2 separate regions of the Homo sapiens genome follow, and region 1 is linked to region 2. Evidence: read pairs that join two places in POLR2A ChIA-PET (ENCODE). Cell type or tissue: PC-3. All regions are shown on one strand. Links, peaks and the distances in the headings refer to the core of each region. The heading gives the core; the rest is flanking DNA.

Region 1 (8,335 bases), core at 305-8,304, 180 kb after region 2:
TCCTATTGCCGAGGCTGTCATGAATCTCATTTCCCCTTTCTTACTTCAGAGTCTATTTCATAGAATTTAGCACTTATTTGCCTTTATTTTGTATTATTCTGAGTTTCCCATGTGTACCTTAGTTCTGTACTTATGAGGTTGTGCCGTGGTAGCCCATTTAAAGCAGCTATAGCTCTGACCTACTGCTGTCAGGATATTGGATTTAATGCTGAGCTTGCGGGGATTAAAAAATATCTAAACTAGAAAAGGAGGGGGTGGCAAGCAGAGGGGATAATAATAAGCCAAAATTTTTCAGCAGGTATGCCAAACACGAAACAACTCTTCTTGCAAAAGAGAGAAAAATGTAATTCTCCCCATCCCTATCAGGATGACAAGAAAGATAATGCTGATGTCAGCCAAAATCTAAGATACGGAATGAAGGGTACTCAGGTTAGAGAGAGAATTCGTTCCTAGGTTAGCCAGCAAAGCAGGCAGCAAACATCTTGCCAAGCACCCTGGCTGGAAGTATAGCCTTTGCAGAAAAAGATTATATTTAAAGCAGTGTTGCTATGAGGTCGCTACATATTATGCTACTGGTAAAGAATACTGACAAGCACATGGTAGTAATAGATCCTCAAAAAACCCCTGCTCACTGATCAGATTCTTAGCTTCAAATTTTCATCACAATTATATTCTTATCCTGGCCTTTCTCTTCTGTTTTCAGGTGAATTAAATGTCAGTGCATATGAGCCTTTATTTTTACAATAGATGAAATCCTTATAAAGTTGCACATAAATCTACTTTTTATTATCAATGATACAGTTTTTTTTTTTTTCTCTGAAACATGGTCTCGCTCTGTCACCCAGGCTGGAGTGCAGTGGTGTTATCATAGCTCACTGCAGCCTCAACTTCCTGGGCTCAAGCGATCCTCCCAAGAACCTGGACTACAGGTGTGCACCGCCACACCCAGCTAATTTTTCTAGTTTTTGTAGAGACGCGGTCTCACTGTGTTGCAAGGGCTGGTCTCAAACTCCTGGCCTCAAGCAGTCCTTCCACCTTGGCCTCCCAAAGTGCTGAAATAACAGGCATAAGCCTCTGCTCCTGGCCAACAATATGCTTTTATACACACAACGTGCAATTCACTGAAGATGCAAGTGCATGCCCATAATAGACAAAATTTCTAAATTTTAGAAATTGATTATTTAGTTGGGGAAATCAGGTACAAACCCAAACATGAAAGAAATCACTTCTAAAGGATTTGAGTAAGGAGTTCACTTGGGATACCACCTGCTGGAAATACCATTCAGAGGCTGGAAGAGCAAGTTGAACCCAGGGTTTTGATGATAGATAAATGGAGAAAAGGAAGGAAGGTTTTTGGCAGGAGTGGTGTGAGCTAAATTGGGAAACTGGTAATTTGCCATATTGTTAGATTAGCTGTGATGAGAGAGGGGAGTACATCCCATCTGAAAAGAGCATTTTTCAGCTGGAGAGGAAGAGGGTGGCATGGGAGGAAGAGGGATCGGCAGGAGTGTGTAGGGTTGGAGGCAGGCAAGCTGATTCAATGTCTGTAAACAGAATGGCATTTTTCACACTTCAGATTGGGAGTCCAATGACAACTGATCATTTCAGAGCAGTTTCATCTTCATTTCTTTTTTTTTTTTTGAGACGGAGTCTCGCTCTGTCGCCCAGGCTGGAGTGCAGTGGCGGGATCTCGGCTCACTGCAAGCTCCGCCTCCCGGGTTCACGCCATTCTCCTGCCTCAGCCTCCCAAGTAGCTGGGACTACAGGCGCCCGCCACTACGCCCGGCTAATTTTTTGTATTTTTAGTAGAGACGGGGTTTCACCGTTTTAGCCGGGATGGTCTCGATCTCCTGACCTCGTGATCCGCCCGCCTCGGCCTCCCAAAGTGCTGGGATTACAGGCGTGAGCCACCGCGCCCGGCCTCATCTTCATTTCTAATTGAAGTTTAATTCTACTTCAGCCCCAAGTGTCTGTCACCATTCAACTTCAGTACCTACGTATAAATACTGACAAAGAGTTGCCTTTCTATTCCTGTTAATCCTTTTTAGAAAAGTGAGGAAATGCTAAAAAGATAAACTAATGGCTGGTTAATTTGTTTCTGGCAAATTTCAGTCTTGCATTAGTAGGATTGCTCGAAGTGGGTCATGCCTGTATTTCCTCTGTATTTCCTCTGTGTGTGTGTAGAAGATAACCTACTCTAATGAGCTCCAGGCTTTTTTTTTTTTTTTTTAACCTTCCTTCACAATCAGGAAACATCCCCAGCCCCAAGACACTGGAGAATAACTGTAACTGTGATGCATCTCTCTGTGATAGACTGCAAAAGATAGCTCCCTTTTGCCCCAGGTTGCTTTTTATTTCTTTTCAGGAATGTGGGAGGGATGGAAACATCAGGGAGAAAAAACTTTTCCTCTACCCTTATGTTCAGTAACTAGAGGCCTGCAAATTGAACAACAGATTAACAGGAGAAAAAGCACGCAATGTTTACTAATATTTACATGAATGGGAGTTACTAGAAAAGAAATGAAGCTCAAAGAAGTAGTTAGAAGCCAGGCGCTATGGCTTGTGCCTGTAGTCCCAGCTACTTTGTAGGTTGAAGTGGAAGGATCTCTTGAATCCAGGAGTTCAAGTCCAGGAGGAAAGGAAAGAGAGAGAGAGAGAAGGAAGGAAGGAAGGAAGGAAGGAAGGAAGGAAGGAAGGAAGGAAGGAAGGAAGGAAGGAGAAAGAGAGAGAGAAAGATAAAGAAAGAAAGTAAGTAAGAAGGAAGGAAGGAAGGAAAGAAAGAAAGAGAAAGAAAGAAAGAAAGAGAAAGAAAGAAAGAAGGAAAGAAAGAGGGAGAGAGAGAAAGAAAGGAAAGCGGGAGGGAGGGAAAGAGTGGTTAGATTCTGGGGCTTACATACCATTTTAAACGAAGAAAAGGAAGTTTGAGTTTCAAGGGATGTGAAAGCAGGAGTAAGTGACTAAGAATATGTGGGAGAACTAATGGAAGATTAGAGTTATTTTAGTAAAGTTTTTGTATGCAGACTTCTCTCAGTGCCGACTCTCCATCTCTCTGATAAGAGTCACTCTCCTCTTCCTGGTGCCAGGAGAAGGGGACACCATCATTAGGGAAATTTATGCCACCTTCTCAAAGATAAATTTACGCCCTGCTTTTAGATGGATAAGTGAAGGGCAGGAAACTCTTGCTACATCTGTTGATCCTCAATTGCCTTTGGCTCAAAATAACCCTCCAAAAGTGGCATATTTGGGGGTGGCATATCCTGATCCTCTTCAGAAACTAACATGTATTGCATGCCTTTTTTAAGAGCTGTTTTTTTTCATGCGCCACCTCATTTTATTATTACAGCAATCCAAGGAGTTGTATTAGTCCCAATTCACAGGTAAGAAAACGGAGACCCACAGAAGTGAAATAGCTTGCTTAAGATTACAAGTGAAGGCCAGGCACGGTGGTTCACATCTATAATCCCAGCATTTTGGGACGCCAAGGTGGGCGGATCACAAGTTCAGGAGTTTGAGACCAGCCTGGCCAACATGCTGAAACCCTGTCTCTACTAAAAATACAAAAATTAGCCAGGCGTGGTGGTGCAAGCCTGTAATCCCAGCTACTTGGGAGTCTGGGGCAGGAGAATTGCTTGAACCCAGGAGCTGGAGGTTGTGGTGAGCCGAGATCACGCCATAGCTCTCCAGCCTGGGCAACAGAGCAAGACTCCATTTTTGTGGGGGGGGGGGGGTTGGGGAGAAAGATTACAAGTGAATAGGAGGCAAGGCCAGCAGCAAACACACTTCGGTCTGATTTTAAAACCGAAGTTCTTTCCTCCATCCCACAGCACCATTCTTCCCTTGGAGGGGGAGTTGTAGATTTGCAGGCAGGAAGGGAAAGACTACAATGTTTGAAGAGAGAGGGAGCGATAAATAAACGTTACTTACTAGTAAGGGGAAGAATTATGAAATAGTGCTGCTACAGCTTGGCTCTGCACTGCCCTTAAGTTGCAAAGGTTGGTTGTTGCTGGGAGATGAGGCTTTTTCCCGCATGGGGTTATTTGTTGTAGAGAATCTTTGAACCATATCACTAAATCACAATTACTGCTCATGCTATGAAGCTTTGCTTCCTGGAATGAGCCCGTGCCCTCAACTCATTCTTCAAGACTCTGCACAGACATCCACACTCCTCTGAATCCTCTCTTAGTGCTTTTCACGTGGAGTCTCCTCGGTCTACCTGCAACATTTGGGAAAGGATTTAGGTGTCAATTCTAAAAAATAAGCCATCTTGCCATTAGACAGTCAGAAACCTGTGTAGCCTCCCGAGTCCTCTGTTAAAGATTCCTGACCTTTTCTTGGTGGTTTACTTTTCGACAAACTGGAGTAAGTCCGACATGGATGAATGTCTGGAAGTCCTTCCCTTCTCTATTCTTTTCTCTATTTCTCTTCTTTATGCCCCTACATTCTTCTCTGTCTTGACCATCTGTCTGTCTTCTCTGCCAAGACCCCAACTCTATCCTAGAAGCCAAAAGCGAGCTTCATGAAGTCGATTGTCCTTGCCTTGCTGGGGTGGTAGCAGTGTGGTTGTGGTGGTCTCTGTGCCTGCTCTCGGTAGGGCAGCCTCTACAATGGTGCCTGCCCAGCTGGAGGCCCTTGGTAAGGATGCGCTGAGTGATATAAACACAGGGACTATCCCTGGGGCCATTCAGATTCTTTAGATTGGAAAATGCGCTAGACTTATAAAGGTCTCTTACTGTTTTGTGTTTGGGTTTTTTTGTTGTTGTTCTTCTTGTTATTCACAATAGTTCTGACCTCTTAAGACACCTTTCAAATGTCACTGCAGAGGGCATGTGTAGTTTTGCTCACACAGTGGCATTTACTGCCCCTTTGTCTTTTCACAATGTTCAGGTTTTCTTCAGGGAACAGGAAACCTACCGTACTCCAGTCTCAGCCCATGGACTTTGGCTAGAGCTTTGTTAGAGAACAACGTTCCTTTGGCTGGAGCCCTTACCACGTACTGCTCACCCACGTGTCAGCCTAGAAGCCCTCTTCCATGCCAGCTCTTTCTTTTTTTTTCTTTCTTTTTTTAACTTTAAGTTTTGGGATACATGTGGAGAATGTGCAGGTTTGTTATATAGGTATACACGTACCGTGGTGGTTTGCTGCCCCTATCAGCCCGTCATCTAGGTTTTAAGCCCTGCATGCATCAGGTGTTTGTCCTAATGCTCTCCCTCCCCTTGTCCCCTACCCCCCGACAGGCCCTGATGTTTAATGTTCCCCTCCCTGTGTCCATGTGTTCTCATGGTTCAACTCCCACTTATGAGTGAGAAGATGCTGTGTTTGGTTTTCTGTTCCTGTGTTAGTTTTCTGAGAATGATGCCTTCCAGCTTCATCCATGTCCCTGCAAAGGACATGAACTCATTCTTTTTTATGGCTGTATAGTATTCCATTGTGTATACGTGCCACATTTTCTTTATCCAGTCTATCATTGATGGGCATTTGGGTTGGTTCCAAGTCTTTGCTATTGTAAATAGTGCTGCAGTAAACATACATGTGCATGTGTCTGTATAGTAGAATGATTTATAATCTTTTGGATATATACCCAGTAATGGGATTGCTGGTCAAATGGTATTTCTGGTTCTAGATCCTTGAGGAAGTCTTCAACAATGGTTGAACTAACTTACACTCCCACCAACAGTGTAAAAGTGTTCCTATTTCTCCACAGCCTCGCCAGCATCTGTTGTTTCCTGACTTTTTAATAATAGCCATTCTAACTCACGCCAGCTCTTTCATAAAGCTTTTCTGATCCCCCTACCACAATGCCCACTGTTGGGAGTCAACTTTTCTTCCTCTGCACTTAGAGAAAATATTTACATCTTTCTTATGCCACCTGTATTTTTATGTTCATTGTATCATATCAATTGTTATCATGTCTGATCTCCTAGAAGGCTGAGATTGTAGACTTTAACAGTTAATGTCCCATTCATCTCTGCAACCCTATTATATGCTAGGGCACAATGGCATAATAATAGGTGCTATGTAAATATTGGTTGAGTAAATGATGCTGTGAGAAAACGTATGGATGAACAGATTATTATAAAAATAAATGAGATTTGGCCAGGCGCGGTGGCTCATACCTGTAATCCCAGCACTTTGGGTGAAGGGGCGGCCTGCCCCTCCATACATGTGGGTATTTCTAGTCGGGTGGGACGAGAGACTGAGAAAAGAAATAAGACACAGAGACAAAGTATAGAGAAACAATAGTGGGCCCAGGGGAACGGCGCTCAGCATACCAAGGACCTGCACTGGCACCGGTCTCTGAGTTCTCTCAGTTTTTATTGATTATTATCTTCATTATTTCAGCAAAAAGGAATGTAGTAGGAGAGCAGGGTGATAATAAGGAGAAGGTCAGCAACAAACATGTGAGCAACAGAATCTATGTCATAATGAAGTTCGAGGGAAGGTACTACGACTGGACGTGCACGTAAGCCAGATTTATGTTTCTCTCCACCCAAACACCTCAGTGGAGTAAAGAATAACAAGGCAGCATTGCTGCAAACATGTCTCGCCTCCCACCACAGGGCGGTTTTTCTCTCATCTCAGAATTGAACAAATGTACAATCGGGTTTTAAACCGAGACATTCAGTTCCCAGGGACAGGCAGGAGACAGTGGCCTGTGTTTATCTCAACTGCAAGAGGCTTTCCTCTTTTACTAAGCCACCTCAGCACAGACCCTTTATGGGTGTCGGGCCGGGGGACGGTCAGGTCTTTCTCATCCCACGAGGCCATATTTCAGGCTATCATATGGGGAGAAACCTTGGACAATACCCAGTTTTCAAGGGCAGAGGTCCCTGCGGATTTCCGCGGTGCATCGTGCCCCTGGTTTATTGAGACTAGAGAATGGCGAAGATTTTTACCAAGTATACTGCTTTTGTTAACAAGGCACGTCCTGCACAGCCCTAGATCTCTTAAACCTTGATTTCATACAACACATGTTTTTGTGAGCTCCAGGTTGGGTCAAAGTGGCTGGGACAAAGCTACGAATTAACAACATCTCAGCAAAGCAATTGTTTAAAAGTACAGGCCTTTTTCAAAATGGAGTCTCTTATGTCTTCCCTTTCTACATAGACACAGTAACAGTCTGATCTCTCTTTCTTTTCCCTACACTGGGACACCAAGGCGGATGGATCATGAGGTCAGGAGATCGAGACCATCCTGGCTAACATGGTGAAATCCCGTCTTTACTAAAAATACAAAAAAAAAAAAAAAAATTAGCCGGGTGTGGTGGCGGGCGCCTATAGTCCCAGCTACTCGGGAGGCTGAGGCAGAAGAATGTTGTGAACCCGGGAGGCAGAGCTTGCAGTGAGCCAAGATCACCCCTCTGCACCCGAGCCTGGGCGACAGAGCGAGACTCGGTCTCAGATAAATAAATAAATAAATAAATAAATAAATAAATAAATAAATAAATAAATTAAATAAATAAATAAAATAAAAATAAAATAAAATAAATAAATAAATGAGATTTATGTTCCTATTTCCTTCTTCTTGAATGATGGCATTTTCCATTACCTTCAATAGGTCCCTCTTAAGTAAGCTTTCTGGGATTCTAACATTTATTAGTAAGTTTATGAACAATGACCTCAAGGAAAATTCCAAATCATCAAAATGGAGCATTTCTATTCTATTAGCAGAGCAGTATTATACAACTGTAATGTTAAGGCATTTCACAATCTGAATTCATTATTCATTCATTCATTCAACAAAATACATGGAGAAAGATAAAATAAGTATAATATATGCTTCCTGCCCTTTCAATCCATTTAGGAAAACAACAGACACACTAATTAAAAGTTTACTAAGACAAGGCATCTGAGGACAGATCTCTGTGAAGGCAGGGATCAAGGAAAACTTTACGTAAGAGGGATTGACCAAAACATTTCAAGCAAATTATGATTTGAAGGTTTATGATTATTTCAAGTACTGCCATGGGACTCCATGCTCATTTGAAATTTTCTGAATTTGACAACAGCCTTCTCTAGCCTAATAGGAGATTGAGAATAATTTAAATGTCAGTAGAACTATTTTTATATTTATATCAAATTTATACCCTATAGTTCTGGCTTGGTGTAGCGGCTGATGCCTATAATCCCAATACTTTGGGAGGCTGAGGTGAGAGGATCACTGGAGGCTAGGAGTTTGAGACCAGGCTGGACAATATAACAAGACCCTATCCCTACCAAAATAAAAATAAAAATAATTTTTTAATTTAAAAAATATCTGTAGTTCTACATTTTCCTTGCCAACTTGCCCAGATAAATCTGAGAAACCATTAAAAAATGATTCATTGTCTAACAATGCA
Region 2 (8,335 bases), core at 152-8,151:
CGCCCCAAGTGTGTTTCTAATGAAAGACACACAACTACCATTCAGAGCTTCAGGTCAGCCTCCAAGGACATGTCTTACCACACTGGATTGATAGAATTCAAGCCAAACAAAGGAATGTTTTAGGTTGTCTTGTTACAGAAAAATGTACGTGTGGTTTCTGTTAGGCTTCTGGAAATGCGAAAACACCTAAAGGAACTCCTCTCTCTAAGGAGCCATCGACTTGGGCTTTCAACATACATACCGCTCTTTGCTTGATCTCTACTTGGCTTCTCTTCCCCTACCAACCTCTGAAAAGTTGCCCCTAGAGTTCCATCCAGAGTCTCTTTCTCTTCTCACATGACACATTCTCCTCCAGCAATGCCATCCATATCCATGGCTCGGACAAAAAGCCACATGTTCACTCCCAAACCTGTATCTAAAACTCCTAGTGTTCCACCAAGCTCCGGTCCCCCATATCCAGCTGTTTACAGGATGTCACCAAAACCCTACCTCCCTAGGCTCATCGCACAGCCTGTCCAAAACTACCCCTTCCCGCCTCCCACACCCTCACTTCTCCCCAACAACTTCCATCTGCCTTCCTTAGCTCAGTCACCTGCATCACCATCCCTCCACTTAGCTGTACAAACAAGGAAACACAGAAATAGTTCCAGCAGTTCTCTCTCCTCCACTCCCTACCTTCGATCTATCACTGAGTTATATTAGCTCCCACCTTTGAAACATCTTTTATATCCATCCTCTCCTCTCTATTCCTATTATCCTTGCTCTAGTCCAAATATCAGTACCACCTTGGCTGCATAAGAATCACCTGGAAACTTTTTAAGAAAAGAAAAAGGTTCCCATTCCCTCATTGATCCTGGATTCTGATTCAGGGGGCCTGGGTTGGAGCCTGAAGGAGTTTTAACAGGCATCTCAGGTTTGAAAACTACTGACATCCCACTCTATTGAAACGGTCCTTTATCTGTGCTGACAAATGTTTAACAACTAGATTGGTGGAGGGGGCTGATTTATATTATTTGCCAATTTCTGCCATGTATACTCCCACCATGATTGATTTCTGCTATCGGTGAAATTGGCATTGGGAAATGATATGCACAATCGGCGTCTACAAGTGGATGCCAGCTGGCCCCAGCATGCTAATGTGCCTAGATGTTATTATTATTATTATCATTATTACTATTTTAGAGGCCAAGTCTTGCTAGCTCTGTCTCCCAGGCTGGGGTGCAGTGGCATGAACATGGCTCACTGCAGTCTTCAACTCCCAGGCTCAAGCAATCCTTCCACCCCAGCCTGCCGAGTAGCTGGGACCACAGGTGTGCACCACCACACCCAGCTAAATTTTTTTTTTTTTTTTAGAAATGGGGTCTCCCTTTGTTGCCCAGGCTGGTCTTGAGCTCCTCGGCTCAAGCGACCCTCCCACCTTGGCCTCCCAAAGTGCTGGGATTACAGGCATGGCCCACCCCTGTTATCTTCTAAAACAGCTCTAGTCAAGTCTCTTCCCAAGTTACAGTCTCTTGAAGTCTTCCTATAATGTCATAGAATACAGTCCAAAGTTTTCTGCCTGCCACACAAGGCCTTACTACATGAAACTGACTTCCCCAGCAGAAAGCTCTTCCTGAGGCCTTTACACAGTTTTCCTTTCTGGGGCTCGTGCTCCCCAAATCTCCCATGCACATTCATTCCTGCAACTTCGTGCATGTTGTGCTCTCCACTTTCTCTTCATTTCCCTTCTATATGATCCATATCTTCCACCCTGGCCTATTGGGCGCTGTGTCACACAGAGGCCTGTCCCTTCCCTTGGTGCATTCAAATATTAACTCATTGACTTTTTTCTCTGCTGACCCAGAGCTCTGTCTCCTTTGAGCCATAGGACTAATGACAAATCCAAGTTGGCACAGTTATTACCAGTGAGACGGTAGCTCTGCCCGTGTGGTGGAGAGAACCTGTTGGCTACATCAGAGAACACCTCCTTTAGTGCAAACTCTGGCTGCTTTTTTCAATTCATTCAAGATACTGCATACTAATATGTTGTATTTAATACTAGGAATAAACCTTCCCATTAAAACACTTCTTCCCCATCTACAAAGTGCTCCCATGTATATGCTTCCAACTTTTTACCCTCATCAGGTAAATAAGAAGTGTATACACTCTGATCCCCATTTTAAAGATGAAGAAAATAGGCTGGGCACGGTGGCTCATGCCTGTAATCCCAGCAATTTGGGAAGCCAAGGCGGGTGGATCACTTGGGGCCAGGAGTTGGAGACCAGCCTGGCCAACGTGGTGAAACCCCGACTCTACTGAAAATATAAAAAATTAGTCAGGCGTGGTGGTGGCCCATGCCTGTAGTTCCAGCTACTCGGGAGGCTGAGGCATGAGAATCACTTGAACCTAGGAGGCAGGGGTTGCGGTGAGCCGAGATCGCGCCATCGCACTCCAGCCTGGGTGACAAAGTGAGACTCCATCTTAAAATAAATAAATAAATATAAATAAATAATAAAGATGAAGAAAATAAGACTTCACAGGGATACATGGCACGTCTATGAGCAAACTGTGCTGGTAAGCTAAGAAACAGGGATTTCTTTTTTTTTTTTTTTTTTTTTAATTTATTTTTTTATTGATAATTCTTGGGTGTTTCTCACAGAGGGGGATTTGGCAGGGTCATGGGACAATAGTGGAGGGAAGGTCAGCAGATAAACAAGTGAACAAAGGTCTCTGGTTTTCCTAGGCAGAGGACCCTGCGGCCTTCCGCAGTGTTTGTGTCCCTGATTACTTGAGATTAGGGATTGGTGATGACTCTTAACGAGCATGCTGCCTTCAAGCATCTGAGAAACAGGGATTTCAGTTTAAGGTTTTTTGTCCCTGAATTCTTTATTCTTTCACCTTAAGCACACTCCAGTGCTGGAGCGTAGCATTCACTTGGAGAAGGGGTGGGTGGCAGGGATAACCTCACTGATGAGACTGAAGGGACTCTGAGCTTGGGCTGGGACTCAGGGGCTGAGCTGAGCTTGAATGTTCACTCTGCCACAAGTGTCAGCCGTCTCTGCTTTGCAGGTGGCAGCCCTCAGCTAGAAAGCAAGAGCATCTGGGAAGTCCAAGGCAAGTGAAAACCTTGAAACAAGAAGTAACGAGTCTGCTCTGCCCAGTTTGAGGCAGTTTGTCAGGGGATGGCACCTGCCACTGAGGTCACAAAGCCACAGGTGAAACCATAGAAATAAACAAATGACTGGCCCGGCACGGTGGCTCACACCTGTAATCCCAGCACTTTGGGAGGCCAAGGCGGGCAGATCACGAGGTCAGGAGATCGAGACCATCCTGGCTAACATGGTGAAACCTCATCTCTACTAAAAATACAGAAAAATTGGCCAGGCATGGTGGCGGGCGCCTGTGGTCCCAGCTACTCGGGAGGCTGAGGCAGGAGAATGGCGTGAACCCAGGAGGTGGACCTTGCAGTGAGCCAAGACCGTGCCACTGCACTCCAGCCTGGGCGACAGAGCAAGATCCCATTTCAAAAAAAAAAAAAAAAAGAAATAAACAAATGACCATACCAGAAAAAAAAAAAACCTGCACTTGAAAGTAGAGCTATCTTGGCCGGGCGCAGTGGCTCATGCCTGTAATCCCAGCACTTTGGGAGGCTGAGGCGGGGGTATCGCATGAGGTCAGGAGTTTGAGACCAGCCTGGCCAACATGGTGAAACCCCCGTCTCTACTAAAAATACAAAAATTAGCCGAGTGTGGTGGTGGACACCTGTAATCCCAGCTACTCGGGAGGCTAAGGCAGAAGAATCACTTGAACCCAGGAGGCAGAGGTTGCAGTGAGCCGAGATCACGCCATTGCACTGCAGCCTGGGCAACAAGAACGAAACTCTGTCTCAAAACAAAACAACAACAACAACAAAAAGTAGAGCTGTCTCAACAACCAGCTGGGGAAGAAACCATAGACAATCCAAAAAAGACAGAGCAGTGTGCCAAGGCATAGGCCAGGACTTCCCAGAGCTAGAGCCAGGGCTGGAGAGACTTCTAGGAGGCCAGTGACGTTTGGCCTGCAGCCCAAGGGGGAGTCTTTGGGAACCAGAGAGGCCAGCACCACCTCATTTAGCCACAAGGACAGGAATCACAAGGGCTCGGCCAGCTGCAGACAGAAATGCTGGTGCCCTGGGGGACTCTTAGGAAACAGTCCTGGTAGCAGTGCCAGCTTGGCTTTTCTGCCAGCTGAAGTCAACATAGCTTGATTTAGGAGCCAACCTGGAGTCAGTCGGGGCAGCTGATTCCCCAGAAAGACGACTGAACTGACAAGAACATTTTAGAAGCAGCCCAGGCAACAGGAGCACTGGTCCATTCACATCTGATTGAAGACCAAACTCAATTAAGACTCAATATGTTTTTAAGACATTTTTTATGACTATGGCTTCCCAACTGGCTATTAATTTTGCTATCACCTGTTTCCCTCTAGTCAACACAAGCCAAACCTCTTAAAAAGCCAAAAATATGTGAATTCCAAAAGGTCACGAGGTGGGAAAGACACAGAGAGCCTTGTGTTCTTCCTGGACGGCCCAGGAAAGAGGCGCCCAAGGAAAGGAGAAGCTGATGCACCTGGGAAGGCAGATGGATTCTTGGGTCCTAAAGGGACAAAGGAAACGTAGGAGCAGGGGATTCATGCAGAAACCCTATCAAAGACCAACCGCTCTAGTGACCTCGGAGCTCAAGGACAAGCAGCCCGCAAGCTGTGCTGTTTTCCAGAAAGAATCCTTTCAGCTTCCTGCCTCCCCTTCCCTGCCCCACTCCTGTCCGCCCCCCAAATCCTGCTGACCCAACCACCATCCAATTTCATTTGCCCTTAGCCCCGGGAAAAACTGGCTTATGGTAAAAGCATTATCTTGTTTTTTCCAATTGGAAGACATAAAAACAGTCCTAACCAAAAACTCTGGTCATTAACACTCACAGAGTGCCCTGGGGGGCCTGGGGAGAAATCCCCGCATTGACTGGGGCTGGAGTCACGGTGTCTAGGTGTAATTGCCACAAATCTGCCCAATCACGCTCCTGGCCTATATCCAATTAACCCTCTTCAAGTTCAGTCCCGGAACCCACTGAACTTGGACAAGAACATAAAAAGGATTTTGATGGTCCACAAAGTAGATAATTCATGTACTTTAATTCATCTACTATATTTTCTACTATATTCATCTACTATAATTCATCTGTTTCCACAATGCCATTTTCCACTCAGGATTAAACTCCATGTCTTCTCTGCCAAGCACTTTGACAGCCTTCTGATAAGCTTGTCATACCACACATGGTCACTTTTCAGTAGCATGGAGGCAACAGGTACTGGATAATTCAGGATATCGAGCAGAAGAAAACAGAAGTTGACTAATCCACAAACCATTTATTTTTAGTTTGAGAATTTTAATGAAACACACACACACGTATGTCCAATCACACTCCTGGCCTATATCCAATTAACTCTCTTCAAGTTCAGTTCTGGGACCCACTGAACTTGAAGGGACAAGGGTGAGGACAAGGACATAAAAATGGACAAGAACATAAAAAGGATGTTGATGCTCCATAAAGTAAATAATTCATTCACTCAGAAAACACTTTTTGAATGGCAATCTGTACACAGAAAACAGATGAGAGGCAAGCTTTGGGTGAGCCAGGTGTCCAGTGAGAAGGTAGCAGAACAAATTTACCTAAGACCCAGCCCTGCCCTCCAGAACCTCAGTGTGTGTTTAGGAACAGGACTTAAAGTATAAAGATAGTTGTGAATAACCAGTTCACATCATAGGGGAAGGGTCAACTAACAGGTATTTGAGTACCTAGTATATGGATTTTTTGCACACTATCTCACTTAAAAGTCAGTATTTGAAGAAAATAATATTCTTCTCTCTCTTTTTTATCAAACTCAATTCTTTTATCTTCAATTCCTTTAAATCATGAATATGGCCGACCACAGTGGTGCATGCCTGTAATCTCAACAATTTGGGAGGCCGAGGTGGGTGGATCATCTGAAGTCGGGAGTTGGAGACCAGCCTAGACAACATGGCAAAACCCCACCTCTATTAAAAATAGAAAATTAGCCAGGTATGGTGGCTCACACCTGTAATCCCAGCTACTCTGGAGGCTGAGGCAGGAGAATTGCTTGAACCCAGGAGATGGAGGTTGCAGTGAGCCCAGATCATGCCACTGCACTCTCGCCTGGGTGACAAAAGCAAAACTCCATCTCAAAAAAAAAAAAAGAAGATAAGGGTTCATGAAGATTTTCCCATGATCAGCAAATTAAAAAAAAATATATAGAAGTGTCTTATTTCTTTGCAATCAAATACCCCAATCTGCCCTAACTCCAAGGGCTGGTCACCATAACTATAACCCATCTACAATGCAGTGCATGTTCTTTGTCATCTACACAGCCTCTGCTACAACAAGCTCCTAGAAACACTTTTCCAAACTCATGGCTAGGAAGGCCATTGTGTCTGTGATTGTCTGAATATTCTGTTAACTCCGCTGTGTATTACGGTGTGCATTAAGCATTAAAGTGATTGTTCTCACTGAGCTCAGACTCAGAGTTGGGGGGAAATTACAGGAGCACAAAGGACTAGCCCCAAAAGAACCTCCACTTCAATCACCAAGCCATACCTGGAACTACCCATTTGCAGACTTGAAATTTGAAAATAACCCACCCGTATACACACTCTACATGTTGAGAGATACTTGTTCTTATCACTCAGAATGCTCCCATTCTCCTGGAATTTTTTGCCCATTACTCACATTGGGGAGTATGAAGAGGAGGGGAAAAAAAAAAAAAAACAAAACAGCCTTTCACTGTTTCCTTATCTAGGATACTGTTCATCCTATAAATCAAAAAAGGGATTTGCATCAAATTCTTTATGACCATTTTCTTCTCAGATTGATTTTAGTGAGAAGGTAATTGTGATGGTTAATTTTAGGTGTCAGTTTGACTGGATTAAAGACTACCTAGGAACCCGGTAAAGCATTATTTTTGGGCGTGTCTGTGAAGATGTTGCCAGAAGAGATCAGCATGTGAGTCTGAGTGGACTAGGTGCGGAAGATCCGCCCTCATTGTGAGTGGGCACCATCCATTCTGCTGGGGGCCTGGAAAACAAAAACTGAGAAAAGGTGAATATGTGAATGGAACTGCCAGAGTTGGATTATATTCTTCCTCTCTCTGTCCCTCAGTGGCTCTCTGAGTTCTAGGCCTTTGGCCTCAAACCGAGAGTTACAACATCAGCTTCTCTGGTTCTGAGGCCTGCAGACTTGGACTGAGCCACGCTACCAGCATCCCAGGGTCTCCGGTGTGTTGTGGGACTTCTCAGCCTCCATAATCATGTAAGCCAATTCCCCTAATCCCCTCCCCTCTCCTCTCTCTCTCTCTCAGAACTCCAACTAGGTTCTGTGTAGCATACATACGCACTTATCGTGGAGTCATGCATAAAGTGGTACTCATCTATTTAAAATATGTGGCAGCCAGGCATGGTGGCTTACGCCTGTAATCCCAACATTTTGGGAGGCCGAGGCAGGAGGATTCCTTGAGCCCAGGAGTTCAAGACCACCTTGGATAACATAGCAGGACCCTGTCTCTACAAAAAAGTGGAGAAATTAGCCAGGTGCGGTGGTGCATGCCTGTAGTCTCAGCTACTCAGAAGCTGAGGTAGGAGGATCACTTGAGCCCAGGAGGTCGTGGCTGCAGTAAGCGTGATTGCACCAGCGCACTCCAGCCCAGGCGATAGAGTGAGACCCCATCTCAAAAAACAAATACATAAAATAAAATATGTGGAAAATAGAGCACGGAGCACAGTGGAGCAATAGCACCAGAGCCAGGCTCATAAGGCTGGGTCCAGCACTGACTCTGTCATGGACTCCGTAGAACACAGAGCAAGTTGCCCCATTGTTCTGAACTTCAGTTTGCTTATCTGTAAAATGAACAGAGTGTGCTAGACAATCACATAGGCCCTGTCTAGCCTTAAAAGTCCCATGACGCTAAGCTAAGAAATCTTCCATTAAGCCTGTTTGAAGGCTAAGTGGAAGACACAAAGATTGAGAAAGAAGGGAGTTGCTGGCTATTCTAAAACACGTGAACTAAACCACGAGGGTAGGCTGACGCTGGCTGGACAGTGGGGAAAGAATAGCAGTCTAAGAACAAACGTGGTTTAGAGGCAGCTAACAGAGACACAGAAATGTGGCTTCCTGGTTCACTTCCTGTATGCTCATTTGATAAGTGTGTCCTTTAACTGTTACTCTCTTTCCAGGTTATCATTTTATAACAATCTCTAATTTTATTAATAAAATCATGAGCCGATACTTCACAGCAGGAAGGGATTCGAGGG

Evidence for each region. Peaks named below come from ENCODE experiments on the same cell type or tissue, not always from the same donor. Only the 100,000 strongest peaks of a DNase experiment are listed, where the experiment ranks them.
Region 1: POLR2A ChIA-PET joins it to region 2 with 23 read pairs; 3 of 35 experiments call an interaction of 5 or more read pairs at or near these places.

The regions. Positions count from the first base shown.
Region 1 is chr11:123,278,510-123,286,844 of GRCh38, reverse strand. No RefSeq gene overlaps it. Among named protein-coding and RNA genes, the nearest start is that of LINC02727, 32 kb to the left of the region's middle. In PC-3, for the core only: no CTCF peak of the experiment used is centred there; no DNase peak of the experiment used is centred there; H3K27me3 peaks cover 2,863 bases.
Region 2 is chr11:123,457,154-123,465,488 of GRCh38, reverse strand. The region is part of intron 1 of GRAMD1B (GRAM domain containing 1B); the gene reads right to left. Among named protein-coding and RNA genes, the nearest start is that of GRAMD1B, 31 kb to the right of the region's middle. In PC-3, for the core only: no CTCF peak of the experiment used is centred there; no DNase peak of the experiment used is centred there; H3K27ac peaks cover 5,339 bases.